2 separate regions of the Mus musculus genome follow, and region 1 is linked to region 2. A link is a loop called in an ENCODE intact Hi-C map of the cell type or tissue named here. Cell type or tissue: left cerebral cortex. All regions are shown on one strand. Links, peaks and the distances in the headings refer to the core of each region. The heading gives the core; the rest is flanking DNA. Region 1 has its middle 230 kb from the start of Gm33797. Region 2 has its middle 170 kb from the start of Gm33797.

The links. Peaks named below come from ENCODE experiments on the same cell type or tissue, not always from the same donor. Only the 100,000 strongest peaks of a DNase experiment are listed, where the experiment ranks them.
Region 1: it touches region 2 in a loop (6-fold over the local background); 2 of 42 quality-filtered maps call a loop at or near these places.

Annotation. Positions count from the first base shown.
Region 1 is chr16:62,122,243-62,138,128 of GRCm38, forward strand. No RefSeq gene overlaps it. Among named protein-coding and RNA genes, the nearest start is that of Gm33797, 230 kb to the right of the region's middle. In left cerebral cortex, for the core only: no CTCF peak of the experiment used is centred there; DNase peaks (open chromatin) are centred at 6,086, 6,715 and 7,164.
Region 2 is chr16:62,175,579-62,191,464 of GRCm38, forward strand. No RefSeq gene overlaps it. Among named protein-coding and RNA genes, the nearest start is that of Gm33797, 170 kb to the right of the region's middle. In left cerebral cortex, for the core only: no CTCF peak of the experiment used is centred there; DNase peaks (open chromatin) are centred at 6,777 and 7,633.

The DNA.
Region 1 (15,886 bases), core at 2,714-10,713, 54 kb before region 2:
GCAAATTGGTACAACCACTTTAGAAATCAATCTGGAGGTTCAACAGAAAACTGAAAATAGATCTATGTGAAGACCCAGCTCTACTACTCTTGGGAATATACCCAAAATATGACCCACCATGCCACAGGGACACATGTTCCACTATGTTCATAACAGCATTGTTTGTGATAGTCAGAAGCTAGAAACAACCCAGATGTCCCACAACAGAAGAATAGATACAGAAAATGTGGTTCATTTACACAATGGAATACTACTACTCAGCTATTAAGAACAAGGGTATCCTGAGATTTGCAGGCAAATGGATGGAACTAGAAAGTATCATCCTGAGTGAGATAACTCAGACCAAAAGGGACATTCATGATATGTACTCACTCATAAGTGGATATTAACTCCCCCTGCCAAAAAAAAAGTGTCAAATCTCCAAGATACAGACCACATCACTCATAAAGGTCAACAAACTGGAGGACCCAAGTGAGGATGTCTCAGTGTTACTTACGAGGGAGAAGAAAGCAAATTCATGCCATCTTTTTCATTAATTGTTATTATGTGTGTGTGTTTGTGTGTGTATTCATGAATATAACTTGATCAATACTTACAATATTATTCATATATACACATATATATGAATGCATATAGGGCTATATATTATATATATGATATAGGGCTGACCACTTAGTATTGGATAACCAGTTGATATGCTTTTCCTTGGAGGAAGACTTTGCTCTACGTCCAGGTAGCTTGGAGGAAGACTTTGCTCTACGTCCAGGTAGCTATCACCCTTGTATTGAGTCAAGGCCTAGCATGCTTTACCTTGCATTGGCTTTAAAGAAAGTGTAAATTATTGAGTGTGTGAATTAGAGTGATAAAAATAAACTCAAATTAACACTTCAACACTACTTGTTGGCACTAAAATTTTTCACAGTCCAGTATGTTAGAGTGTCTTATAGGATTTCAATTAAATTGTCTTTAAAACATTTGATAAGCCAGTATTGTCCATAATACTGAGATTAGAGTTAAGATGAGAGAAACAAAATTTATCTTGTTTTAAAGAAAAAAAAAACATATCTATGCTAATATCTATCTATCTAAATAAATATATAAATTGAATTATAAATTTTAAATCTACAAATTGTTATTTGAAAGAATTTCTCCAACATAAGTAATTAACCAGGATTTTATAGTGAGATGAAAAAAAAGGAAACATAACATCTGTTCTCTGCATACGTATTAAGCAAAGGAAATGAAGAAAGAAACTGAGAATATATATTAAGCTTATTGATTTCCCAAATCCTTATCATTTTAAAACTTACTGAAATGAAATCTCCGAAGACTGATAATAGACATCTATAAACATTAAATATGATACTGCATTTCAGGCACTCAGATCTACAGATCTAAAGAAACTTTTTCATAACTATCAGCAATGAATATTGCTTTTAAACATTTAGTTCAGTAATTTTTTGTGTGTTTATTGGACAGTCCAGATCCAAAGTAAAGTTTTTTGTTGCTCTTCTTGAGTAGAAATAAACTGCCACTAAGTTACACATTTTAAATCTCCTATGTATATAAAGAGAATATGCAAATGTGAAGGTGGGTTAATTGATTATTATAACAAAAAAGTGTATGTAGGAAAGACAGAAATTCATATAAATATCCAGTAAAAGTATTAGTTATCTTCATGTTTGTAGGATATATCATGAACAAAACACCTTAAAAGAGCTATTCTTTAGGCTTATAGCTCCTGGGGGTAAGAGTCCATCATGAGAAGGACACATGGCACCTGGCAGGCATGCTGGAAGGAGCAGAAATGTGAAATCTCATATCCTCACCTGCTTGTGCAAACACTAGCAGAAGCAGCAAACTAAAACTGTGAGACTATACACTCTCAAAGCCTTGCCAAAGTGTCACATTATCTTTACTAACATCACATCTCAGAAACCTCCCCAAATAGTACTACCAAGGGAACACTGAGTTTTCATAGGCGTGAGCCTATGGGCGACATTTTTGTCAAACCTCATCAGCTCTCCCTACTTTCTTTGCAATATTATTAAAGAAGAATGTATACTATCTATTGGTTTAAACTTTTTAATATCCATCCTCAGGAGTCTCCTTGATCTTATATATAATATATATATAGTGTGTGTATGTGTCTGTGTGTGTGTATTCATGAATATAACAATTAGTACTTATAGTATTATTCACACATACATTCAGATATATTATATGTCTTATTATTTTCCCTACCCATAAGATAAAACAAAAAAGATTAATAAATTAAATAAGTTAATTATTTTCAGTGCTTTTTAGAAAACTGAGACCCTTGAGTATGGTAGGTGAATGGTCAACCTCTCAGCTCAAATGAAAAGTTTGAGAATTAAAAACAAACAAACTAACAAAAAAACAGTTTTATCTTAAATTTAAAATAGTTTATGAGAAAATTGAACTGAAAGAGCAATATTGATGTTGTCACCTCTTACAAAGTGCCTTGGGATTAAAATCCAAAGAGTTGAGCTGCAATGGGGAACATGGAGAAAAAAAGGGTGCTTCAAGGTATGTTAATGTCCCAAGTCTGAAAAGATGACTTGGCAGTCAAGAAACTGTGTTGCCTTACCAGAGGCCTGGCATTCAATTCCTTGCATTTGACAACGGAAAGTCTTGTGTAATTCCAGGTACAGGAAGTTCAATGTTCTTCTCTGTCCTCCATGTGCACCATCCAAGTGTATGTCCAGCTCAGACATACATGGATGCAAAACACCCATATATGTAGGATTAAAAACTGAAAAATAAGTTTATACACTCAATCATCTATGAAAATGGCTGTTTTCTAATAAATGAGGCTGATAAAAGAGACTTCATAGAATTAGATTTTTACCATGGAACTCAACAAAAGTTTTCACATTGAAATAAACATGAAGATCTGGTTCAATCATTTCTCTTATCAAGATTAAGACTGAACACCTTTTATAACCCGCTGGCATTGTTCAGTCAAACTTTCCTTCTCCTACGAAAGAGTATATGTCTCTGTCTATTAATTAGATATAATGTTCTAAGGAAATAAGTTCTACTGTCACAAAGAAACTGTCAAAGCTTTTTCTGTATGAGACAGGATGTTTGTGATTCAAAATAGAGCTTTCTTTAAAATGTGTGACAAAAGTCTCAGGCACACCTCAGCATCTCATCCCTAATCCTCAAAACCTTGAACGCTGCTGTAGTTATATATCTCAGGAAGTAGAAAGTAGGCTCAGAGGGATGATAGTCTTCTGTGAGAGAAAACTACCATCTTGTTTGTAATGTTTGAAAAACCGCCTTTAGGTACTGAGCTGTCCTACGTGTTAAAAGCTGTTTGATTTATAAGCAAGAAAACCTCAAATTGTCAAATATTCAGAAACTGAAAATTTTCAGCTAATAAAATTTTGCATCTAATGGATGAGTCATGCTCTTTTTACTCGACTGCTTTTATCTACAACTTATCTGAGCTTGAAAATATATTTGGCTGAAACTATAATTCCATCTTTAATAAGGATGTCTCTCTGAGATATAGCCCCCTCTGAAAGAGGAAATATAAGCCATCAGAGGGAGCAGTTCTGATCTGTCTAGAAAAAAAAAAAAAGACAGTCCAGTTTCTGAACTGAATAATCTAGAGGAGAAATATCTCTGGGAGACAAAGGCTATAACAAGTCAGTGAAACTTTTGGCAGCCATTATGAGCTTCAAGCTGTGCAGTGGTGCATTCAGCAGTTGAATGGACACTACATGAAAACATTACAAAGATTTGTTGGCGACAGATGCCATCTCTTCCATCAGTCATGGCAGGGATACATTGGAGTATACACTTACTTTCCCATATGGAGTAGTGATTTGCCTGAAAAAATAAACTCTTGGCAACCTTTCAGAGCATCAAAGAACAAATGCACAAGGACACATTGTGTATTTTCCTAAAAGTCAAACCTCTGAATGTTGTTGCAGTTTTAGTGTACAAAATCCTTCAGTGATACATAACGGTAGTTATAGCTTTATTTGCTGTAAGAAGATGGAAGCTATTAGTAGATATTTCTGCCTGTTACCTGCAATTGTAAAAAGAGAACAAATATTCAGAATAATCTGTATTTTTTTAACTAGAAGAAAGAAAATAGAATTGGGTAATTTATAAAAAGCTCAACTAGATTTAAAACAGTTTTGTATGGGATATAGTTGTCTGAAGGTCATGAACTAATACCAAGAACAAAACAGAAAATCATCTGTTAATAAAAAGACAAAATGTTTTTACTTCCTATTTATCATTTTGTATTTTCTGTAAACTCAATATACATCTTTTTCAAAAAATTATATACATAATATTTTATAACAAACCCAAAACTGTTCAAAACTAGGTTATCAGTTTTCTATTTAGTTAGTTATAATTTTATATCATTTGGTAGAACCATAATATTTTCAATACTTCAATTATGTTTAATATTAAAAAATGTTGAGTAAAAATTTCAAGTCATATAAATGAAGTAGATATATAATACTGTTGAGTCTCATATTCTTACTTTTAAACTAAATTTTATGTTCAGTAAAATTATGCAGTCGGTTAATTTGTTTTCAGCAGCTGATTGACCAGGATCCTTGAATAAAATCATTTCAAACTTAGGCAACGAACAGAAACTGAGTGAATCCAGATTCATAATCTTAAAAGTTTGGTCTGTTAATCATTTGGAAAACTGACTAGATGAAAATGACATAATGAAGTCTTGAATACAAATCAGGGTGACTTTTTTATTAATCAAAGTAAAAATGAAGGCCTGAATTGAAATTCTGAAAGCATACAAAAGAGTGAAAATCTGTGGTTGTAGAGTAATAATAAACATAAAAAAATGAAGCTTGACTGTGTAGCTCTAGCACCTAGGTGGATGCTAATGCTGTTGTCCGTAGAAGCAATTTCTGAAGAAAATTCCCCTATAATTTCAAGAACACAGCCTTAGTATGAATGTCATATCAGGAATCCCTGATGTTACTAGATGATATAATTTGTAGAAGTTAAGCTCTGAAAGGATACCATGCCTAGACATGGGTGTTTTAATATCATCACACACACATACACACACACACACACACACACACACACACACACACACACACGAAAGGTATTACCATGTATGTTTGAATAATAAAATTATTAAGGAATTAAAAAGAGTTGGGCACCATTGAATAACTCACTTAGATGGGTACAAAAAAATCTAAGAATGGGTTTGATACAATGGGTTTGATACAGAAAACAAAAGACTTCCAATTAAAAATGAATGAAAAAAAGGCATCATCAAGGAATGGACAAGAACGCATAGAGAGAAGCCCATTAATGTGTTCTGATCCCAGGATTTCAGGTAAGCTTCTTAGAGAAATAAAAGCCATGAAGGGAAGGACCCACAGTCACCTGGTAAGCCAGAGGCACACAAAAGAAAAAAGGATGTGTCTTTTGCTTTACCAGGCTCCTCCTGGTGGCTAAAGGAAATGAAATGTATCCTGGCATAGTTCAAGAGGTTGGGGTAGACTAAAACATCGTCATGTTCTCCAGTAAAGTATCTTTTTTATGTTTTAGAGTGCTCATTAGTTCTCCATGAGAAATATGGAAGCTTAAAGAAGAGGGAGGGTGTGAGGGACTTTTGGGATAGCATTGGAAATGTAATTGAGGAAAATATGTAATAAAAAATATTTTAAAAAATAAATAATAATAAAAGAATAATTTTCTGATGCAGTATCAATATAAAGGAAGTTATCACTCAGAATAGACTCGCACAAAGCACTAATTTGCAAAAATTACAAATTATTTAAAATAACTTCTTGGATATATTGGCCTAAGTATCTTATGCCCTTGAAAACTATTCTGCTGTTAAATAGTGTGAGGATTTGTGGTCTTGAAATTTCTTGGAATAGACATTTCCATATTTTTGTGGAATTTCTGCCTAGGATATCTAGACATGAGAGGAGAGTTGGTTTGCAAGTGTTTTCAATTTTAAAAGTGTCTTCATAAAACGTACAATGTATATAATCAAGGCATTTTTCTGCCAAAGACTGCGTGTTTAATACAGCTAGCATTGAGTATGAATATGACAGCTGTGTGTAGGAAGTATAAAAAATAAGCCATTTTTAACTTGAATGTACTACTGGTTTCAGCCCAGATACATTTCTTGATGAGAAGCTATCTAGTAAATGCTTTCCTTTTATTCTTTCTTTCTCTGTGTGTGCTCTAGACAGAGGACCAATCATGAAAGCAGAGTTTACTAAATGCTAATTTCTGAGGTAGGAAGTTGACTTCTTACCTGAAAGAAGTGAAGTGTGTGGCATCTGGAGATGAGCTTCTGAGATTTGATATTTGACTCACTTGCTGAATAGCCATGTGGCTTTCAATTAATCCTTTATTTAACCATTAAGTATGAGATTTCACTACTGATACACATAAAATTCAAAGATGTCATGGTGCATGATTGATTTCCAGTATCTTCTGATTATTCACTAGCAGCAAAAGGAACCATGGACAAATGTAGCAAGTATTCAGCTTGTCCCTCCCCTAGCAATGAAATCTATCATCAGAGGGAAAACGATGGGAGAATAACTTCCAAGAAGTTCCTCTCCGGAAGAGGAATGCTCCTGGATGGGATGCTTGGGAGGGAGAAGCTGCGGAGACCATATCCAGAAATTATGCAAGGCTCCCAGTTGGGGATGTGGCCACCCACTAGTCTCCAATTTTTTAACCCAGAATTGTTCTTGTCTAAAGGAAATACAGAGACAAAATGTGGAGCAGTGACTGAAAGAAAGGCCATCCAGAGACTGCCCCACCTGGGGATCCATCCCATTTACAGACACCAAATACAGACACTATAGTGGATGCCAAGAAGTGCTTGCTGACAGGAGCCTGAATTCCAAATTTCACAGCCAGTCTTCTACTACCTCTGGAGATCTTTTACAAAATATTTTATTAATGTTTTCAATTTTATCAATGGAAGTGGAGTACCTTGCCTGCATGTTTGCAAGTGCAAAGTGCACAATGTTTGTGCAGTGCATGTAGAAGCCAGTATGCAGAAATAGATCATCTGGAACTCGAGCTATAGGTGGTTGTGTGGGTGTTGAGAATGTAACTTGGATGCACTGGAAAAGATGTTCATGTACTTAGTAGCAAAGACATCTCTCTAGCCCAAATCATGTCTACAGTTCCAAGTGATATAAACATAGTCAATGTGATAACTACAATCTCCAGTTTCACACTTGAGGGTGTCCTGGAATATGCTCTACTTTTAAAGACAGTTACAAGATGTTGGTGTCTGCATCTAATTCTTGGACAGCCTAACAGGCTCCAGAGTCTGTGTAATACATGAATGTTAGGAATCTAATGTTAGGCAGGAAGATTAATTGCTAGAAATAAATTTGTTTCTTTATATAAATGTACTCAAGTGTGAAACAAGAGGTTATAATAAGATTTAAAACAATTCTGAAGAGATGGAAGAGATGACTTCAGCAGTTGAGAAAAAGTGTTCTTGGAGAGGACCCACCAACACTGGGCAGCTTCCAGCTGCCTGCAACAGCAGAACCAGGGAAAAGAAGACTTTCTGGACTACACAGGTAGCTGCACTCTCACACACATATGCACAGAAAGATATATACATACACAAATAATTAAAGATTAAACAATTGAAAATAGTTTTTGAGAAATAAATCAACAACAATATTGTTGAGAAACTTGATGACAAAATCTGGAAAGAATGAAAATGGAGCAAGTTTTAGAAAGACATTCTTAACATCAACTGAGACTCAACCATTTTTGAATGTGCTGAATTCGTGATGCTGAAAATAATTCATTTTATCTAATGCTTAGAATGACGACTTTAAAAAAATCTATGGGCTTTCATTTCTACATGCACTTCATTTTCTACAGATGTTATGATAAACATGCCCATAATAATAATAACAACCAGAACGAAAGACATGTTAGACCTAGTAAATCAAGAATTATTGGAAGTCAACTAGCTATACAGAATTCTTAAGCAGTAAATTAGATTTTAATTAATAGTGCACTTGACCTTTTGCAAGTAGATGATGCTTACTTATTGCTGAATAACATTAGAGAGAAGGACCATGGTTCAGTATTTGCACCAGGTGGCAAATACCCTACTGAGTAATTGTCACTTTTAGTTTGTTTGAAAAGAAAATATTTCCCCTGCCTGCATTATTGCTGAAGCTTGAAATTAATTTAAGAAAATAGCTTTATATTAGAAGAATACTAAAACATCTTTAATTTTATTTTTGAGAATAAAGGGCAATTATAACATTTCTCCATTCATTTTCTTCTTTTGAAGTTTCCATATGCTATTCCCCTCGCTCCTTCTAATTCACCATTTCTTTTTTTCAGTAATTGTTAGTGCATATATATTTTACTAATAACTAAGAAGCAGCAGCCACGCTGTGAGGAGTTATATATGAACCATCACCACATGAACCATCACCCTGGCTTAGAAAGCCTTCAGAAATTCTGTATAAAATTCTTTCATGTTTTTACTGATTGAAGGTTTTTATGATTATGATGAATTACTGAAAACTATTCCTAGAACAGCTTAACAATTTAAGTTTATTTCAACACAACCCTTGAATCATTGCTTTTTGAATTAACATATTTTCTGTTTCTGATTAAATGCCAGTTATATGACATTTTCTGCAGGAGGGAGGAGGAGGTTCTTGAGACTCAGAAAGTACACAGAAGGTCAGAAGTCTGGGAGAACAGATGATTGGAAGAGTCTCAAGACCCTTTTCCAGCAAAGTAAATAAGGAGAAACAGCATCCAAGGGAGGTCACTCTAGCTCACCAACCTGTAGAGAAGAGGGTTTCAATTGAGCTGCCTGCAACTGTGTAGGCAAACTCTGGGTTGCAGCTTTTGTGAATTGTCACTCATGTTAGGCCAGGTATTTCCAGTGCAATGGCTGCTTTTGAGTCATTCCTGATTCTGCAAGTATCTTCTACCAATAGTCCTTTTAGTAACTCCAATACAAATTTATTGGTTCACCAAGATGGACAGTGGTCCAATCATTACTTGGTCTGATGTGGGTTCCCTTACTGGGATGACTGATGTATATGTTGCAACTCGCAAGAAAGTCTACCACAGGACAGGGCCTGAAGTAAGATCTCTCCTTATTTCTTCACCTGAATGAATTGAAAATGCTGAAGATACTTACAGCCAACCATTGTACTGAGCCCTGGGACCCAAATAGAAGAACTAAGGGAAAGACTGAAGACCCTAAGGGGATTGTAACCCCATAAAAAAAAACAATACCAAACTACCCAGATTACCCAATAGCTCCCAGGTGTTAAACCACAAACCAAAGAGTATATATAGAGAGAGACTCCATGTACATATGTAGCAGAGAATGGCCTTATTTGACATCAATGAGAGGGGAGGCAGGCTTGATTACAAAAATACTGCATTTTTTTTCTAAATGGTCAAAAGAGTTCTCAGGAATTCCCTTTATCATTTTAAATCACAATTGTAAATAACCTGAAGAACCAGTGTTTTTAGTTAAAATTCACATTGCTTTATAACCAGGCTTTCTCATCAAGCATTGAAGCTGAGAAGAGATGGGAAAAAAATGTCTCACATTAGTCGATAACATATATATGTCTCAGGAAAAGTATTATGTTCAACATTATGCCTTCTGTACTTGTGGGTTCTACTTCCACAAATTCACCCAACTATGAACTAAGTATACACCTCTTGTTTCTTTTTATTGATGCAATATAACAAATATTTACTTGATTTTTACTTTGTATTAAGCATTAAGAGTAATCGATATAATTTAAAGTATTAAAGGAAAAAAATGAAGTGTATAAAATGTGGTAAACTTACACAATGGAGTATTACTTAGCTATTAAAAAGAATGAATTTTCTAAGGAACCACCAGACTGATTTCTAGAATGGTTGTACAAGCTTGCAATCCCACCAACAATGGAGGAGTGTTCCTCTTTCTACACATCCTCGCCAGCATCTGCTGTCACCTGAATTTTTCATCTTAGCCATTCTGACTGGTGTGAGGTGGAATCTCAGGGTTGTTTTGATTTGCATTTCCCTGATGATTAAGGATGCTGAACAGTTTTTCAGGTGCTTCTCTGCCATTCAGTATTCCTCAGGTGAGAATTCTTTGTTCAGTTCTGAGCCCCATTTTTTAATGGGGTTATTTGATTTTCTGGAGTCCAACTTCTTGAGTTCTTTATATATATTGAATATTAGTCCCCTATCTGGTTTAGGATAGGTAAAGATACTTTCTCAATCTGTTGGTGGTCTTTTTGTCTTATTGACAGTATCTTTTGCCTTGCAGAAGCTTTGCAGTTTCATGAGGTCCCATTTGTCAATTCTCGATCTTACAGCACAAGCCATTGTTGTTCTATTCAGGAATTTTTCCCCTATGCCCATATCTTCGAGGCTTTTCCCCACTTTCTCCTCTATAAGTTTCAGTGTCTCTGGTTTTATGTGAAGTTCCTTGATCCACTTAGATTTGACCTTAGTACAAGGAGATAGGAATGGATCGATTCGCATTCTTCTACATGATAACAACCAGTTGTGCCAGCACCAAGTGTTGAAAATGCTGTCTTTCTTCCACTGGATGGTTTTAGCTCCCTTGTCGAAGATCAAGTGACCATAGGTGTGTAGGTTCATTTCTGGGTCTTCAATTCTATTCCATTGGTCTACTTGTCTGTCACTAAACCAGTACCATGCAGGTTTTATCACAATTACTCTGTAGTAAAGCTTTAGGTCAGGGATGGTGATTCCACCAGAGGTTATTTTATCCTTGAGAAGAGTTTTTGCTATCCTAGTTTTTTTGTTATTCCAGATGAATTTGCAGATTGCTCTTTCTAATTCGTTGAAGAATTGAATTGGAATTTTGATGGGGATTGCATTGAATCTGTAGATTGATTTTGGCAAGGTAGTCATTTTTACAATGTTGATCCTGCCAATCCATGGGCATGGAAGATCTTTCCATCTTCTGAGATCTTTGGACATAGTACTACCAGAGGATCCAGCAATACCTCTCCTGGGCATATATCACGAAGATGTTCCAACCGGTATGAAGGACACATGCTCCACTATGTTCATAGCAGCCTTATTTATAATAGCCAGGAGCTGCAAAGAACCCAGATGCCCCTCAACAGAGGGATGGATACAGAAAATGTGGTACATTTACACAATGGAGGACTATTCAGCTACTAAAAAGAATGAATTTATGAAATTTCTAGGCAAATGGATGGACCTGGAGGGCATCATCCTGAGTGAGGTAACCCAATCACAAAGGAACTCACACAATATGTACTCACTGGTAAGTGGATATTAGCCCCAAACTTAGGATACCCAAGATATAAGATACAATCTGCTAAACACAGGAAACTCTAGAAGAATGAAGACCAAAATGTGGACACTGTGCCCCTTCTTAGAATTGGGAACAAAACACCCATGGAAGGAGTTACAGAGACAAAGTTTGGAGCTGTGACAAAAGGATGGACCATCTAGAGACTGCCATATCCAGGGATCCACCCCATAATCAGCTTCCAAATGCTGACACCATTGCATACACTAGCAAGATTTTGCTGAAAGGACCCAGATATAGCTGTCTCCTGTGAGACTATGCCGGGGCCTAGCAAACACAGAAGTGGATGCTCACAGTCAGCTATTGGATGGATCACAGGGCTCCCAATGGAGGAGCTAGAGAAAGTACCCAAGGAGCTAAAGGTATCTGCAACTCTATAGGTGAAACAACATTATGAACTAACCAGTACCCCGGAGCTCTTGACTCTAGCTACATATGTATCAAAAGATGGCCTAGTCGGCCATCACTGGAAAGAGAAGCCCATTGGACACACAAACTTTATATGCCCCAGTACAGGGGAATGCCAGGGCCAAAACAAATGGGAATGGGTGGGTAGGAAAGTGGGGGGGAGTATATCAGGGACTTTTGGGATAGCACTGGAAATGTAATTGAGGAAATTACATAATAAAAAAAGAATGAATTTATGAAATTCCTAGGCAAATGGATGGACCTGGAGGGCATCATCCTGAATGAGGTAAACCAATCACAAAAGAACTCACACAATATGTACTCATTGATAAGTGGATATTAGCCCAGAAACTTTGAATACCCAAGATATAAGATACAACTTGCTAAACACATGAAACTCAAGAAGAATGAAGACCAAACTTGCCCCTTTTTAGAATTGGGAACAAAACACCCATGGAAGGAGTTACAGAGACACAGTTTGGAGCTGAAACAAAAGGATGGACCATCTAGAGACTTCCATATCCGGTGATCCATCCCATAATCAACCTCCAAACACTGACACCATTGCATACACTAGCAAGATTTTGCTGAAAGGACCCAGATATAGCTGTCTCTTGTGAGACTATGCCAAGGCCTAGCAAACACAGAAGTGGGTGCTCACAGTCAGCTATTGGTTGGATCACAGGGCCCCCAATGAAGGAGCTAGATAAAGTAACCAAGGAGCTAAAGGTATCTGCAACGCTATAGGTAGAACAACAATATGAACTACCCAATACCCCCCAGAGCTAGTGTCTCCAGCTGCATATGTATCAGAAGATGGCCTAGTCGGCCATCAGTGGAAAGAGAGGCCCATTGGTAGTGCAAACTTTATCTGCCTCAGTACAGGGGAACACCAGGGCCAAGAAGTGGGAATGGGTGGGTGGGGGAGTGGGTTGGGGAGCATGTGGGGAACTTTTGGGATAGCATTGGAAATGTAAATGAAATAAATACCTAATTAAAAAAAAAAGAAACAGTAAAAAAAGTTCTTGTGCCCTTTGATCCAGAGTATCTACAGTCAATCTTTCTTGAGTGTCAATAGAAGCCTGCATCTGAAATAACTTTGTAGGATCTATAAGAGCTACAAGATAAGCTAACTCATTCTCTCTCTCTCTCTCTCTCTCTCTCTCTCCCTCTCTCTCTCTCTCTCTCTTTCTCGTTCTTTTAACATTTCTATTTATTTGGAGATTGAATGTAAAGCATCACATATCCCAGACAAATTCTACACCAATGTAGCTGTATCCTCATCACCCACTCTTGTTAATAAAGAAAATTCCATACAGTAGCAAAACAAAAAACACTGGCCTCAAAAACAAAACAAAAACAAAAAAAAAAAGAACTGAGATAATTCAGATTGGTGGGGAAATATACTAGAGAAGTACAGTATGGAAATAAAGTCAAGGTCAAAATGTCAACCATGAAACAAAGTGTGAAAGCAGTGGCTCAATGGGAATTCATGCATATTGATAGTATAGTTGAATCTGGAATGTTCTCCCAAGGTTCACGTGTGCTAGGCTCTGCTATAGGAATATAGGAAATATAGGAAAATTTTAGGAGGTAAGATCTTAAAGCAAAAGGTTGGTACTTGGACTATGCCTTTGAAAGGAATATTAGAATTTCCAGTCCCTTCCTCCTATTTTGTGATACCTGGATTCTATGAGGTAAGCAGAACTATACTGGCTCTTGCTATTCATTATGATATTCAGTCTTACTATAGGAAATAAGCAATAATAGAATGCAATCTTATCTGTATGTCCAAATAAATATTTTCTCTTTTATAGTATCTCTCTCAATAGTTTCTCATTAAGGTAATGTGTAATGTAAGCCAGAGTGGTACATACATATACAATCAATATTCGTCTTTAAATTGAATGGAATTCTTATGTGTTTTATGAGCCAAATTTTATATATATATATATATATATATATATATATATATATATATATATATATGCATATACACACATGGTAATAAGCCAGATAACAGAGGGCAAATCATTTCACAAGTGAGTATATCATACCATAGTGAGATAAGGAAAGGGAGCTGGAGAGGGATCTATGAACAGGGAAGGTGAATAACGGAACAAGAGGACATAAAGACAGAATGAAGGTAGAAGAGGAATGGACAGGAAGAAGAGGGGAAGTAAGAGAAAGAAAGTTAAAGGAATGGATTGAGAAAAGGGGAGAGAAAATGAGAATATAGAAGAGAAAGGAAGAGAAAAGGGAGACAGAGAAGGAGAACAGTTTGAGGTGCTCATCAAGGTCTGTGATAGACAAGAATAAAAAGTTGTTGCTTAATATATACGGAGTTTTGATGAAGGAAAATTGTAGATAAATAATAGTAATGACTGGTTGATCTTGAAAGTGTACTTAACACCTCTACATTTGAACATGCAAATTACTAAGAATGAAATTCTATGAAATGAATATTTCACCAATAAAATCACTGAAAGAAAGAGTAAGAAAATAAAGGAGGAGGGAGAGAGAGAACTTGTTGTATAAATTAGGCTGGCCTCGGAATATGGCATACTCCAGATTATACTCAGATTTATGATCTTTCTACTTCCACTTGACTAATGCTGGTTTACACATTCACATCATAATATTAAGTAAAAGTGAATTTTAATCAAACAATGGAGTACATGAAAGAACTTCTTAAGCATAAAGGTGTCTTATTTCGGTAGAAACTGTATTTTTGCACTTTCATCAAATAGAAACAAAACAATAACCAGTAATAAAGTACAAAGGAAAAAATAATAAAGTAGAAAGATACTTATGTAATAAGCATTTACAAGGTTTGGCTTCATAGTATATAGAAAATTAGAAATGTAAAAAGAAAAAAAATGATGAGATATAAAAGTACCAGCTGTGAATTAGTCAGTGAAAAATTCTGAAGTACTAATTTGTAGTATTAACAGTCTCATGTTACTATTTTTATCTCTAAGAAGAAAATGGGATTCCCAAGCTGACATGGCAATCAGTTTCCTATACAGAAATAAAAGAGAATATTGAAAGGAAACCTGAACTCTTTCAACAAGTTAGTGACTGCTTAAGTAAATTGAGGGAATAAAGTAAGTCTCTATTGCTAACACTTAGGAAGATTATGCAAAAGAGTCAGGAATTAAAGAATCAGGATCATGCATACATGGGTATGTGTTTGCATGCATTCGTGGTGCGTGCATGCATGTGTCTGTAAATTTAATTTTACATAAAAATTAACTTTCTTCAGGGATTTTCAAACAAAATAGTGTTATTACCCCTATTGTATCTGTATAGGTTTTTATTGACAACACTTTCCATAACTGAAGTTTTTCTCCATTTCTCTCACTTCTGACATCTCCTCCCTTACATCATATCATTGCCCTTCACAAATCTGGTTTTACTTACCTGATTTTTTGCAGCTACTTCAGGTTTTAGACTCAAATAAGAAGATTTGGAGCCATTAGCACTAGATGATAGATAGTTTGTGATATTGTTTTTCAGGGTCTGGTTACCAGACTGATTATAATATTTTCTACTTTTCATGAAAACTTCATGATTTTTTTCTCTAAAGGTGAATATTAGTCCATTGTGCATATATACATTTTCATTATGCACTAAGCAGTTGAAGAACATTTCTGTTGTTCTCATTTCCTATATATTATGAATAAAGGGAGGATGAAAATGGGTCAAGAAGATTCTGAAGTGTCATCACATGAGCCCTGCACAATATCATTCCAATGGACACTCTTACATGGAATCAGATTGGGTTCATATACTACCTTACTTTTACTGAGAAACTCTGGACACTCTATGATTTCTGGGGGATGAAGAGTTACTTTAAGGGTGTGGATTAAAATAAGGTGTCCACACTCAAGTGAATGACCACGCATTCCTTTATTCAGGAGCATAATGGCAAAAAGATGAATTGAAGACTTATTTTAAAAGTGGATGCTCACAGTCAGCTATTGGAAGGAGCACAGGGCCCCCAATGGAGGAGCTAGAGAAAGTACCCAAGGAGCTAAAGAGATCGGCAACCCTGTAGGTGCAACAACATTATGAACTAACCAGTACCCCGGAGCT
Region 2 (15,886 bases), core at 3,694-11,693:
TCATATATGTGACATTCATCAAAAGTCACCAATTTGGACCACTACAACTTAACCCTGCTAGTTAGGGACAGAGACTCCAGAGATGCCCCAAAATAAATCTACACAATAGCTATGTTTAATTATTGTTTGAATTCTGTTTTGACAGGAATAATTTATTGTTATTTCTTGCTCATGTGGAATAGAACCACATGTCTACACATAAACTTTAGGATGTGAGATCCAGAAAGTAGCAGTATGAAGTCACAACATGTAATTGAAATATATGGCCAAGGGAACAGAAACAAAACAACTGTAAGTTGTCCCCACTCTTATGAGCAGATCACTCAGATCTCCTCCCAAGTCTCCACTAGTGTCTCATAGGAAAAGGTCGATAGTAAAATCTCTGGAAGAACAAGTGTTATGAAATCTACAAATTCTTTCTTTCTTTCTTTCTTTCTTTCTTTCTTTCTTTCTTTCTTTCTTTAATTCATCTTTTTTTTGCTCTCACACTAGAATAATAACAAAATTAAATACTAGAGTTATATTTTCTATATAAGATATAAAATCTATAGGTATTTATCTATGTTCCCGATACATATTCTACAGACTAAAAAGTTTAATAAAATGGCTACCTAGGGTCATTTGGCTACATCTGGTGATGATTTACCTTGGTAGAGTCCCAAAATCATAGAGACTACAACATAAGAGATAAGGAGTGTCCATATGTGATGCTCTATCCCAGACCACCCGACACTGGATGGTACTCGCCCTTTGGTATTGCAGATGAGGTGGCATGGAGTCAACCATTCAGAGTTTGGGGGCAGGAGAAAATGCTGTAGCAAGCTCATTTATTAATCAGGGGTTGCCCTTTATACCCTCCACTCATTCCATTCATTCAGAGTAAGCATGTCTTCCAAGTGGCAGTTCCTGGTTGGCTGATATTATCTGTGTCACCAATCTTTAAGCTCTCAGACAGTCTTCAATTATTTCCTCATGTGGGAGTTGCCTCTGCAGCTACACAGCCCCCTACCTTTATGCAGAGGTGGCCACCACTTTGTCAGTGAGGCCTGCTATTCTTCCTACACATACGTACATCTGATCTCTCTACCTTCATTTACAAAGTCTATATCAGTCATTAAGATTCTACCTTCTGTGTCTTATCTAATTCTCATTATCTCTCAAAGAGCGTTCCTTCAAAAGAAAGAGTTTATTTTTTGATACTATTTAGAGGAAGAGTCCATACAGTCTGAAATAGAATGACAGAGATGACTAGAGAAAAAGACTAAGAGATCACACTTAACCACACAAGTATGCATAGATTATTTATTTTTAATCCACTGAGTCCAGTTAGTGCTACCCAAGTGTACATGGATATGGATTCATTCATTGGAATATGGAGAACTTACCAGTATCCACATCCTCACAGAAAACTCACTCTCCACTCTCCAAAAGCCATCAATGTACTATAGCTCCTTAGGTGGGAATGGAGACTTAGAAGACTCTCTCCAATCCAAGTGGGAAGTACCTTTATTTCCTTTTTTTCTGCATCATAATTACATCATTCCCTCCTTCACTTTCCTCCCTCCAAACCCTTCCATATATTCCTCCTTGCTCTCTTTCAAACTCATAACTTCTTTTATAGTGTTAAGTACATATATGTGTGCATATAAGCATACATATCCCTAAATGCTTAAATATAACCTGATCAGTCTGTATATCACTTGTATGTGCATTCTTCTTCCTGAATATTTGATATTGGGTGATCAAACGTTTGGTGTGCTCTTCCCCAGAAACACCATAGTTATGTAGAGTTGAGGTCTCCTAAGCTTTACCCCAGCCACAATGCCAAGCAGAGAATTTTAGGTCACTTAATGTTGTATAGATGTTATACAGGTGATATGATAGCCATCTTGTGTCCAAAAGACAGCATTACTTAGCCTTTCTTCCAATCCTCTGGCTCTAGCTTTCGTTCTATATCTCTTTGTTCTGTACAGTCAACCTTGCCAGGTTAGGATTTATATAATTGACCTAATGAGAACTCATAGTCTCTTATTCTTAGCAATTTGAAAGGTAACACAGCTTTGCATTGTTACATTAGGAACAATACAAATCTTCATAAATTGTTTTTTTTCCTCTACATTGCATCTCTGCTACACTTTCATTATCCTATTATTGATGGACATCCATGTTGATATCATTTCCTGAATTGTGAATTGAACCTCTGTGAATTAGATGTAAAAAAAGTCTCTACAATAAGATATAGTCTTTTAATAATATGTCTAGGAGTAGTATATCAGATCATATAGCAAAGTATCATATATTAGACCAATTTTTGTCAATTTTTAGAAACTTTTGTTCTGATGTGTCTGGACTAGTTTACACTCCCAACAACAATGTGTGTGGAATCTTAAAACAGTTTAAATCTATACTGTCCTGATAATTAAAGATGTTGAACATTTTTTTTAGTATTTAGTAACCCTTTGAATTTCTTCATTTGCAAACTTTCCATCCTCTTTTACAGTCATTTTTATAATTGTATAGCTTGCTTTCTAGATTAGTTGGGGTTTTGTTTTGTTTTGTTTTGTTTTTGATTTTGAGGGTGGTTTTTTTTTTTTTGAGTTCCCATTTATGCTCCACTTAACTTTCCACAAAATAATACAAGCAATACTCCTTTCTGATTGGGCTATGCACCTCAGTGTTAGAAAACTGCCTTAGCATGGACAAGATCTCAGTTTCAGTATTCATCATTATTCTTCCCACCTCAGTAACCTCAAAAGACAGAGCTTATAACACATTGTTTCCTAGCTCTTTAATAACTCCATCAGAAATCATTTTTATGTAAAGCCCAGACTACGTTCAAAACTGAAGAGTCAGATAAGCTTCTCTGGCTGAAGCCTTCTGCAAAGTGTCTAGGAATTGGCAGATAAGAACTAAGAGCAAAACAATAATCAAACTGACAAGGAACAGAAGAGGAAAAAATAATTAATTAAACTAATAATTCACAACTGAAGACTCTCGAATGGCTGAGGAGCACATAAAGAAATGTTCAAAGTACTTAGTGAACAGAGAAATGCAAATCAAAATGACCCAAAATCAGAATGAATAAGATCAAAACCTCAGGTGAAAACACATGTTGGAGAGGATGTGGAGAAAGAGGAACACTCCTCCATTGCTGGTGGGATTGTAAACTAGTGCAACTACTCTGGAAATCAATCTGGAGGTTCCTCGGAAAATTGGAAATAGATCTATCTGAAGACTCAGCTATACCACTCTTGGGAATATACCCAAAAGATGCCCTACCATGACACAGGGGCACGTGTTCCACTATGTTCATAGCAGCCTTGTTTGTGATAGCCAGAAGCTTGAAACAACCTGGATACCCCATGCAGAAGAATGGATATGGAAAACGTGGTTCATTTACACAATGGAAAAATGCCGATTTGTTCTAAAAATTTATAATTTCAACTCTCATGATTTTAAATCAATAAATGTCTCCCATTTCAAGGAAGAAATCTGTGTGAGCAGTTATTCACTGTTATTTCTATGCAAATGATCTGGGATAGACATTTTAAATTTTCAGCTAATCTGAGTTCAATCAATAAATTATCTACAATGCTGAGTGGAGTAAAACAAAGCAACCTGAGTTAACAAATATTGTGGGTATATAGCGACTAAGAGAAGAGTTCATAGGATATTCACAGAACCTTCATTAAGATCATTATACATGCTTAGATGAGAGAAGGCTCGGCTTCCCTGAGTACAGCATGATTCATTGATGACCCAAAGCAAATAAAAATGGTAACCATATATAGAGCTGACCTCATTTTCATGCATGAGTTGATTGGGTCTGGAGTCAGGGAAGAGAGGACATTAATTCCTGCAATGAACAGTAAAGCAAAAAGGATACTAAAAACGAAACAAAATTTAAAAATCTTGATCTACAGGTAATTTTGCCGATAAATATTTGTCATAGACAAAACTCCATCACCTGTTGGGGGAAAACACTATAAAAACCAAAATCAACATGGAGATGAAATTCATTAACATAGTACTTATTACCAATGATTACCTATGCTAATTTTCCAAATCAATCTAAATGTTGTATCTAGAAGCCATTAGTTGAAGGTGGTGCAATTTTGAAACAGCTGAACCTTGTCAAGTGCGTGATGTGGTCTATTCCTTTCTCTTTGTTTTTTTTTTGGTTTGAATGTATTGCAAAAGGGACTGCATAGGTGTTACAAATACTATGGAAAGAAGTATTTACAGTGATGTGTAGTGACTGAAAACATTATCAGACACCATATTAGTGTTAAAAAATGAAGATGGACACCAGATAATAAAATTAGTTATAGTTAAAATATGAATCAGTGTGACTCTTTAATTAGTAATTGACATATTGGTGAGACTTTGAAATTCTAGTTTCTAGCCAGAAGCTGGAAAGAACCCAGATGTCCCTCAACAGAAGAATGGATATAGAAAATGTGGTACATTTTCACAATGGAGTACTACTCAGCTATTAAAAAACAATGAATTTATAAAATTCTTGGACAAATGGACGTATCTGGAGGATATCATCCTTAGTGAGGTAACCCAATCACAAAATAAGTCATTAGATATGCACTCACTGATAAGTGGATATTAACCCAGAAACATAGAACACCCAAGATACAATTTGCAAAACACAAGAAAATAAAGAGGGAAGACCAATGGGTGGATACTTCATTCCTCCTTAGAATAGGGAACAAAATACTCATGAAAGGAGTTACAAAGACAAAGTTTGGAGCTAAGACAAAAGGATGGACTATCCAGAGACTACCCCACTCAGGGATCTGTCCCATAATCAGCCACCAAACCCAGACACTATTGCATATGCCAGAAAGATTTTGATGAAGGGACCCTGGTATAGCTGTCTCATATGAGGCTATGCCAGTGCCTGGCAAATACAGAAGTAGATGCTCACAGTCATCTATAAGATGGAACACAGGGCCCGCAATGCAGAAGCTAGAGAAAGCACCAGAGCTGAAGGGATCTACAACCCTATAGGTGGAACAACAATATGAACTAACCAGTACCTCCAGAGCTCATGTCTCTAACTGCATATGTAGCAGAAGATAGTCTAGTCAGCCATCACTGGGAAGAGAGGCCCCTTGGTATTGCAAACTTTATATGCCCCAGTACAGGGGGAAGCCAAAGCCAAGAAGTGGGAGTAGGTGGGTACGGGAGCAGGGAGGGGAGAGGGTATAGGGAACTTTCAGGATAGCATTTGAAATTTGAAATGTATATAAAGAAAATATCTAATAAAAAAAAGTCTAGCTTTTGATATTACTGGGAGACACAGTTTTACAACAAACTTTCTGATCCTCCATACTTTAAAATCTCTTCCAAAATGTCCATGAAGCAATGGGTATGGAACTGTTTTGTAGAAGTATTTGTTGAGGCTGGACTTCACAGCTCTGCATCTTGATTTGTTTTGATTTTTCTGTAGTGGTTGCCATCTGTTTAAAAGAGAAGTTTCTTTGATGCAGAGTGAAGTCAAGAACAAGCTATATTTTGGGATATATATGTTTATACATAAATGTCTGCAATAAAAATTAATGGAAAGAGAGTGGTATGTATATATGGAGGAACGATAGATGATGGAGAAAAATAATTATAAAATAATCTCAGAAGTAATTGTAATGTTGAAATAAAAACCTCAAACATATTATTGATCAGTAAAGAAAAACATAGCATAATAGGAAAGCCACATTGAAATGGCTATTTTCCATAGTTACTAAAACAGTAAATCAAGACTGTTATTTTAACTCCAAGGGCATGAACATTATATCTGATTATATTATATCTGATACCATTAAGGTCACTAAGGAACTCATACATGGTATTTTATATCCTAACATGGCCACACCTGCCTGTTAGGCATCTGTAGGTTCAGGTGAATAGACTGAGCATAGGCTTAACTAATCGGATGTTTCAAAATGAATTTTCTTTAGTCAGACATGATCAATAAAGTTGTTAAAAAAGACTAATAAGCGTGACTTAATAAATAATATGTTAAACTCCGTACCTGACCAACGTCTTATATCTGGAATAATAGAGAGTAATTTTAAAGTGATTAGAAAGAAAAAAACAGGATAAATAAAATATTTGAATGGACAATTAAGGAAAAAATGACTTTGAAACAAGCTGATCAAAAACGTGTGGCAAATAAGCAAACAGACATTTTCTCTGGTTGGTAAGCAGGCAGGCATTAATTGCAGTGTCTGAACCAGACCTTCAGGATAGTTGAATTAATTAGCTTTTGATTGTACCCATGGTTTCATGAGTATATGTCTGTATTGAAGAGTCTGGGTCCATCAATAAGTTTATCCATTTTTAGGTTCGTAATTTAGATTCTTGAAAATATTTAAAGGCACACTGTACTTCAAAGAACTGGGTCTACAGGGACATGAATTGTGGACTTGTATCTTGTCATTAGCCCTGATTTTATTTATTTTTGTTGTTGTTGTTTGTTTGTTATTTTGTTTGTTATGTTTCTGTACTTACCTCTTTCAGCCATGAGCTAAACTAATTTGTTTCACTATGTGGCAAACCAATGACAGTGTGGCCGGCTAAGCATGAACTAAAATCTCTGGAACCATGAAACAGCTGTGATTTCCTCCTTTTAGTTTTTGCTCAAGTGTTTTGCCTCTATGATAGAAATCTGACTAATACACACAGTCTCTAGAATGAGGTTTTTCATGTTGAAGGTAGTCTGAAATGTTCAATGCCACTGGCAGAAGTCTCATATTCTTCTCCCGCTGGTCTATTTAGTTTCAACATGAATCTTCAAAGAAAAATCTGTTTCTCCTACTCTAGGGTCCTGTGGAGTGACTAGAATTAGGATTAAAAAGAAAAAAAATGTCACTCTGCACAGAATTATTTTGTGTTTCTCAATTCCTAGTTGCAAAAGAGCACTTATTAACATAAATTACCATATGCAAACCCACGTAGTGAACAAATGTAAGCAGTCTTTTTGCACCTGAAACTAATAGCATTAAACAAGTCAGTTCACTAAATTAAACAGTTTAATTTTTTTTTTTTACTGAGATAGAAAATGGGAAGAGCCATGAAAATGTGTTTACACTTGTGTACAAAAGACATTTACTCAGACAGAAAGGAAGTTCTTAGGTCTACCAAGTAATAAAAAGCTTTTGACATTTCTTGGAAATATTTGGACCCAAATCTGTAAAATTCAAGGATAAGAATTTAGTCTACACAATAAGTTGTTTAGAAGTCCATGTCTCTAAAAGCTTTAAGAAAGAATGGCTGGTCACTCATGAAACTCAAGTAAAGGGATAAGGCTGGTTAACGTTCACGTGCCAATCAGTTGTAGTCTGCTTTACCTAAACGAATTCATTAAAAATACAAAGGACTAGCATGTCACAGATGTTTTGATTATAAGCCTCCTGTACTGAGACAACAAAACTCTACAAGGTAATGGTTAGAGGAGACATTTGCTTTGTTATCAAAGGAGATATAATTAAATCTATGACATCTGTGCATAGGAAGAGACTTCACAGTTTAGATTTAACTCTGAAGCTGTTCTGTTTTTGCCAGGATTGAAGAACTATAAAAACCTTCCCACCATATAGCTTAGCTCAGCTGGAGACAAGTCCTTATCTCAGAGGAGAAAAATAAGGCATGAGGCCAGAAGCCAGTGTTTTGTAGACATCACACTTCAGATCAAAGCAAATCTAGTGAGACAAATTTAGATGAGCATATAAATACTGTAAACTTGTAGAAATGATTTCCATGGATGCCATGAATTCCCTAACATGGATGCTAAGGACCTTGATGAAAACATATAGAATCAAGGAAGCTCAAGTGTAAAGTCATAGTAACAAAGAAAAAGAGATTCCACTGACTGAAATAATGTGTGCAGAAAGGCAACTATAGTAGCAGTGAAAATCCCAAACTTAACAAGAACACACAAAGTGAATGTCTGAAAAGGTGTTTAAAAATGCTATGTCAACAGAATAAGAACTTTCTTCTTCTCTGTTAACTTATTTATATAAACTTCTAATAATTTTGATACTTTTCCTTAAGTATCAATTACATCATGATACTTTGTATCATGTAGATTCCATTATTATTATTGTGTTCACTTTCTGTTCCCTTAAAATGGCCAAACTAGAGCTAGAGTAATTATTATCATAAACTGGTTTTGCAGTATTATCAACATTTGGATTTGCAGAAAAGGATCTTTAAAATTAACACTTGGAATCCTAGTTTCAACATGGGAAGATCTGGAAGTCTGAATCTTACCTGTCTTCCTGTATGTCACATACGCATTAGAAGCTGTAAACAACTGGATGCAAATTGTAGTTTAAAAATAAGAAATCATGCATTAAAATCATTAATATTTTGTAATTTAGTTAATGACTTCTCATCTTTTTATACACATTTGTATATTTTAATTCTTCCTATAAAGAATATTCTCTATGTACACATGTATGACATACAATAGGGATCTAAAAAAATAAAAATATTATTGACAGACTAGGAAGCAATAGGTTCCAATTATATTTTTGTGATTATTTACCATTTAACTCTGAATATATATGATATACTTATGAAATTTTTTAATTTTAGTTGAGTTATGTGAAAGATAATAGAGTATTTTGTTATGAGCTAAATATTTGCTTCCAAGCTTCAAGTGCTAAAAAAATTAAAACTCCGGAACTCTAAATGCAACATTCTTTGGAAAAAGAGTGTTTTCATAGATGATCAAGTATGCTCATTACAGCAAGTCCTGATACAAGACGAGTGGCTTATTTGTAGAACAAAACTTGGACACAGAGACACATTGAGAGACATGGTGAAGAGGGAAGCTAGCAACCGTTAAGCAATAGAGCATATCATGAAAAATAACCACAAGGACACAATTATTTCAGAGTTTAAACCTTTAGAACTAGGAAGAAATATATATTTATTTGTCATAGAAGCTGTAGTCTTGAAAACTGATTGTTACATGTGTAATTTTTTAAACTGCATTACTCAGCAACGTGCCTTCCCTCTCGCTGAAGTGAGGTCAGTCAAATTTTTACTCCTGAAAAGATACAGACATTAGGTCATGAAGTTTCTTTTGAATATTATTTTTAAATATATATTAAGTGAAAAGAACCGAACAATATCAACTTTCAAGTTGCACACTGGCTTGCCTTAAAGGGTTTTATGGAGCAGAAAGTCCCATCACAGTTAGTATACAGAATCTTGCTTGGCAAACTCCAAAATGTCATTCAAGTGGACATTACATATAATATAGGTCAACTCCCATGCAAGGTTTTCTGTTCCTTTAGTAACACGTCATGTTATTTTTTAATATTCCTTTTTTTTACATGCACACTTTTCTCTGCCAAACGTACAACTATAATCAGCCTGTTGTAATCCCTACCTTTTACAAACTATACAAAACTATTTTAACTTTAGGTTTTCACAAATATGCTCTATTTTTAATAGGCACTGGGAAACAGAACAAGTCCAAACATGTCCACAGGAACATGTTAACTGAGCTGTTCATCTTCCTAACCGAGAACCGCCGTGATTTAACAACTCGAGTGTAAACATCGCATTAGACAATACCCTTATCTTGTTCCTCACACTGATTCTTCCATGATGTCAAAACATACTTTGGGTAAGAAATTGTGATGAATACAGCCTGTAAAAGATTTTACAGACCAAAGCACTGAAGCCCCATCAAGAATGTATAGTCCAATAAGCACAGGCTAGGCAGTTTGCTTGCTAATCACAAAATCGAAGTTGCTGCTAAATGGCAGAATGTATGGGGTGGAGTTATAATTGCAGCCCAAGTACTCAGCTCTGTTCTTAGGAGATCAGTTATTAGGTTTGTGAAATGATAAACAGTTCTGCTTGTTCTGCTAAAGTGACTAACCTTTATTCTTTATAGATCCATCTCTAGACATTATCAATAAATAAGTAAATACCTACCATTCTGCTGAATGCAAAAATGGTTCAAATTTCATTGTAGCCCATCTTCGTGGGTGATGAGGAAAACAGAGATTTATTGTTGGCATATGAGTAAACTAGCTCACGGTGTTTTCAGCCAGAAGATATTTCCTCCTTTATCTGTGAACATCTTGTCTTATTTCCTTCCAATTACATTTTTTTTTCTTCCACAAACAGCAAATATGTCATTTCTATCATTCTCCTGCTGGTGGCCTTCTGGAAGATGGTGATTGAATTACCCAATCTTTGGAAGAAACAAGCTGTTTTATGTCTTCATTGCCACAGATTTTGTGGATTCTGTTGCCCTGGGGTCTCTCTCAGGTTATTGCAGATGCTAAGCTAATTCAACTGAGTAATGTTCTCCTGAAGGAAATGAATGAATGAAAATTCTAGAAACATGCAGTTCTCCCAGGCACAAAGTCAGCACCCACCTCCCCCAGTGAACATTTCCTGGCTTTTAATGAAAGATGAAATTTGTAAGAAATAAATTCTGGGTGTTTTAAACTAATCGAGAAAATACCTTCATCAGATCTGTCAAGCTGCAGACTTATGATTTCAATTCCAAGTTTGCCCACATCTGATGGATATACACAAAACTCACATGCTACTCCAGTCCTGAGGAAAAAAATTATCCTACTTTGGTGATTTTAAACAAATTATGCCATTTCTGAGGATCATGAGTCTAGGTGCAGTTTGCTGGGTCCTTGGCTTAAGGTTTCTCAAGGTTGAAATTTGGGTATGAGACAGGCTATACACACTTGTAACAGTCATCTATGCTTGTAAGCAGACACCTTTTGTGTTTCTGCATGCATGACAGAGGGTTCAACTCCCCCTAACTTATGCCCTAAAGACTGCACCTAGTTCCTGGAGAGTGCTCTACAGTCCCAGTCGTGAGGGGCTTTCCATCATACAGCCTGTTTATTTTTCTTCAGATCTTAAGTGTAATTGTTCCATAATCTATAAATTTAAACTTTGATCTAGAATTCTAAACCTAGCTCCACAATTTTCACACTCTTCACATCTATGGTTAAAATATGCTGAGGTCACTTTTGTGATTATTAGTTTTACATAACACAGTTGGCCTTGAAATGGTGACGTTTAGGGTTATATGTGTGCATGTGATCTAAGTAAAGTGGATTGTAAGAGAAGAAAATATTTTCTGATTAAGAATAAAACAGGATGTGAGAAAGATCTGATTGGAAGCACAATAAGGGGAATCATGTATCCCAGATGTCTTAAGACAGATCGGCCTATGACAAAGGACAAACACATAAAATAAGTCACAGTGTCTTAGCAGAGAAAAATGAACCCCAATCTTAGAAATATGAGGACCTAAGCAGCAGCCACAATGATCAGGGAGGTGAATTTTTTTTTGTAAATGTGTAAGCTCTTTTGAGGCAATAGGAAGTAAGTAGAATATTTATCCAAGGGGAGCTAAAACACATTGTCTTTTCAACCTTTATCAATTACAAGGAAGTCCTGAGCCATCTTCACTCAAAGAGATTACTCCAATGAGCTGATCCAAGCAGTTAGAGAATAACTGGAGATCACCTTAGGATTCTGCAACCAGAGACCTAGTATATTAAGTTTTCTGCCTTCGAAATGGTTTTTGTGAAGACTAATATGAGTAGCATGGTTGGTCAAAGGAACATAATGAGGCTATGTGTTGACATATTTAGAAAGACTGAAAATTACTGATTTATAAGCAATCAGTAAGTCAAACTAAGAATTTAAGTCGTGAATAAAATGTAACTTGCACACTGAAAAGTGGAAAAGACTAAATAAGCAAACCAGTTAAGATTTAGTGTTTTCCTAGCAGCTGCTGTTATATATGTGTTGATTGTATGAATGAATGTAAGTCTCACATATGGCTATGAATTATTGACTTAACATTGAGGTTTGAGGGGACATTAATACTTGGCAATTCTCATGAATCAACTAATTTACATCATAAAAATTAGGTTCCATTTATATATTATATGAGAGAGAGAGAGAGAGAGAGAGAGAGAGAGAGAGAGAGAGAGAGAGAGAGAGAGAGAGAGAGAAATGAAAATAGCCAGCTACCAAACGCTTAAAGGATCCGTACCTTCTGTGGTCCTAGAACCAAAGAAATGAAGTGCACCCAAACCCTCTTTTTAGATTTTTTTAGCCACCTGCTGCTTTCCTGGTCACCCAAAAGTGACTGGTAATAGTGCCTGTTTATTCGTTCAGTACCTTCATAGTAGCCAGAAATAAATCCTTAAATCCAAACCTACCTTTTCAATTCCACAATTTTCATTTTTAACTCCAGATCTTATATGTTTTCCAGTTAGGGAATAGCCCGTTTTCCAAATTTTATTGATTTTCATCATATGTTCTGGAAAAAAAAAAAAAAACTTTTTCCCTATCAAAACTGCCAACCTGTGAATATGTGGCATTAACTCTTCTTGTAACTTTCTAACAACTTTCTCCTGTGGTGGTATTGCCTCTCCTCTTTTGTCAGTATGTTTCAGATATATTCAAATTCAAATTTCAAGGCTTTTATAAGCATCTCTACAAACTGACATAGTCTTTTCTAGAGTGATTTTTTTTTCAGAGTATGGTACTGAAAGAATAATAAAAACTGTGTCTCAGAGAGAAACTGTGTCAAAACCACAGTGTACATTTCCTGAGGAAAACTTAGCAATAACCTCTGAAATCCACACATAGATATGTGTGTGCACACACAAGTACATACTTACATACACATGGAATATGCCTGAGCACTTCAATTCTCTTAAAGGCAATATATACAAAACTGCAGTATCTTCTTACACACTAATTCTACTTATTTTCCTGTTTTATTTTTTCAGTGATTATTTCTGTTATTAACAGTATCAACTACGTGCTTTCTTTGCACAGAATAAAGCATTAATTGCGCTTATACTATTCCCATTCCCCGTTGCTGGGTTTCAGACCTAAGACAACTGGTTGAAGTGCATATCTGACATATCAAAGAGACCTGGCAGCCAGGTTCTCCAAGCATCCCTCAGTCTGTACCTGGCATCCCTTCTCCTCTATCCTGAACTTTCCAGCTTAGGGGCTAGGCTTCCCCTCCCCCAGAGACTCTTTCCTATATAATCTACATAGTGTGGTCTCTCCTTCCTTCTCTTTTCTCTCCTCCTCTCTTCTTCCTCTTTATGTGTGCTTTCTCTCCCCTCTCCCATCTGTCTTCCTTCCCATGACAATTCCCCTGGCCTCTTTCTTTGGAACCAGAGAACCGCCTTGAGAACTGCTCCTCAGTCAACCTGCCATTGTCTGCTCAAATCTGGCTTATATTGGCTCATTTCTCTGGTGGAGAAATGATCTTTCACCAGTCAATCACATTTCCTGTTTTGTTGGTACATTTTTGTTTATAATATTTTCCAACTTTCTAATTCATAAACTCAAACTTCATGTGTTGCAGGAATTCTTCTGTGTATGCAGGACAAATGTGTCATCATCAAAATTCCATGGCTTCTGTTTTATAGATATCAGAGTGCAAAATAAGCATTAAAGAACTTCTTGCCCACCTGCCTCAGTCCAGTCACCATTGTTTCTGACTTCTATAGATCTCCAATTCTTCTATCTTATTCATTCTTGTACCACTCACTGGATGCTTACCAGGTGATCTTTCTAAAATAAATTTAATTACCACATTTATCAAGGTCAATATTATCCCTCATCCAGTCAGAATATAAAAATTATTTAATAAACATTCCATGGTTTTACATGATCTGCTTACATTCCCAACTATTTTAAAATTGATTATTTAATATATAGCATGATCTGGTCACGGAAAAATTCTGTGAAGGATACTGTAAGATACTGTAGTTTCTCCTGACAAGTTCAGTCAACTGCTCTGTCCTATAGTCTGAGCTCCCATAGATGTAGTCAGTTTATTTTCTTTGTTTTAGATTTTTTACATGATATTTATGAACAACATTCTTCATATATGTGAGGTACTTTATAGCTCAGTGCAATGCTTTAATATAATGTATATCATATTTCAGATATTAATATATTATATAATATTTGTATATAATATTAATACATATATTAATATATAATCTCATACACACACACTCACATATCCATACACCTATAATCCCTTTGAGGTAAAAACAACCAAAACCTTCTAGTCTATATTTTTGAAACGTGGAATAACTGATCATTACCTAGTGTTATAATGGTGTAAATAATATATAAACTCCTTACTACAGTTTCCTTCCCATGGATCAACTTTTGTATATCCTTTGGGAACTGTCATTCTTCAGTATTTGTTTCTTATGTGCTGTGCAAATAATAATAATAATAATAATAATAATAATAATAATAATAATAATAATATAATAATAATGTAACTTTCTATTATAATAACTATCACTTCAATTGTTAATACCCATTTAGTCATGTGTTTAATCAACCAGATTGAACAAATTAAGAATAAACAGTCTATACTGTGCTTTCATTAGCATTTAGGAGTGCATTAAAGCTGAAACAAAGGGTACACAATGGGAGAAGAGAGCTTTGTGGCCAAAGTAAATCAAATCTATTGATGGCCAGGTGAGAAACTCAGACTGTAATGTTTTTAAGCCACTTGTCTATAATCTCAATGTTACAATAAAGGGAATAACTCTACCCTTGTGCTCCCTTCTTCCTTTCTCTCTCACTTTCCTCTTCTCCCTCATTCTTCCTTTGTTATGTGTTTTTTCATTTGTTTTATTTTAGTACAACAATAAAATGAGACACAATATTCATTTATTATGAAGATAAGTCCTTGATTCTAACATTGAGCCTCCCTTTAAATTCCCAGGTACGTAATCTGAGCACTGTAAACAAAGTGTAACATTTAGCATTGACAGTGTGTCAGACTCCGTTCTGTATGTTCTTATGTGGATATCATCACCTATTCCTCATAACTCACTATGACAATGGGCTAATAGCTTCACTCCCCTTCCCCCTGAAATAGCACTAGAGTGGAAACAAGAATGTTTCATTTCTGTTTTTCCAGTTGCATACTTACTTCATGGATTAAAACATGTACTTTGTCCTATCATACAGCTCACTCAACTCTCAATATCCAATACCTTTTCTAGTCAAAAGTTCTAAAGTCTACAGCCCTATCCCAAAACAACACAGTCAGGTCTGTGACAGCAATACCCCATTACCCTTATGCCAATGTCTCTCTTATGATTTGTGTAGCCGAGAAGAAATACCATAACAAAGCAACATGGAGAGAGAAGAGTTTATCTGGATTATTTTTCTATATCAATGTTCCTCAAGAAGTCAAGACAGAAATTCAAACAAGGCAAAAATGTGGAGGCAGGAGCTGATGCATATTCCATGGAGGAGTGCTGCTTGGTGGCTTGCTCATCATGGCTTGCTCAGCCTGCTTTGTTATAGAACCCAGGATAAGCAATCTAGGGTATACCACCTATAGTGTAGGGTGGGCCCTCTCACATCAATGACTAATTAAGAAAATGCCCTACAGTTTTGTCTAGAGGCCAACCTTACAGAGGTTTTACTCAACAGAGGGATCCTTCTAAGGATTCTAGCTTCTGAAAACTTGGCATAAAACTAGTCACCACACCCTCAAAATGTCTTGTCCTGCTCCTGATATTAATAGATAGTCTACTCTTTTACTAAGGTATATCCACAATTTCATATAGCTCAAAGAATGAAAATTAACTTGCATCATATTTTTATGTTACAGATTACAGAAAGATGTTTTAACAAATGAGGAGTTATATTTACTAGAATAGACAAGCTTTCAGCATCCATTACCATTAGAATTACTGACGGCAAACAAGACTGTTAGGTTGTACTACTACAATGCAATGAAATTATTCTTGTAATAATGATAATTAACTCTCAAAATATGAAGTGCATAGAGTCATGTTTC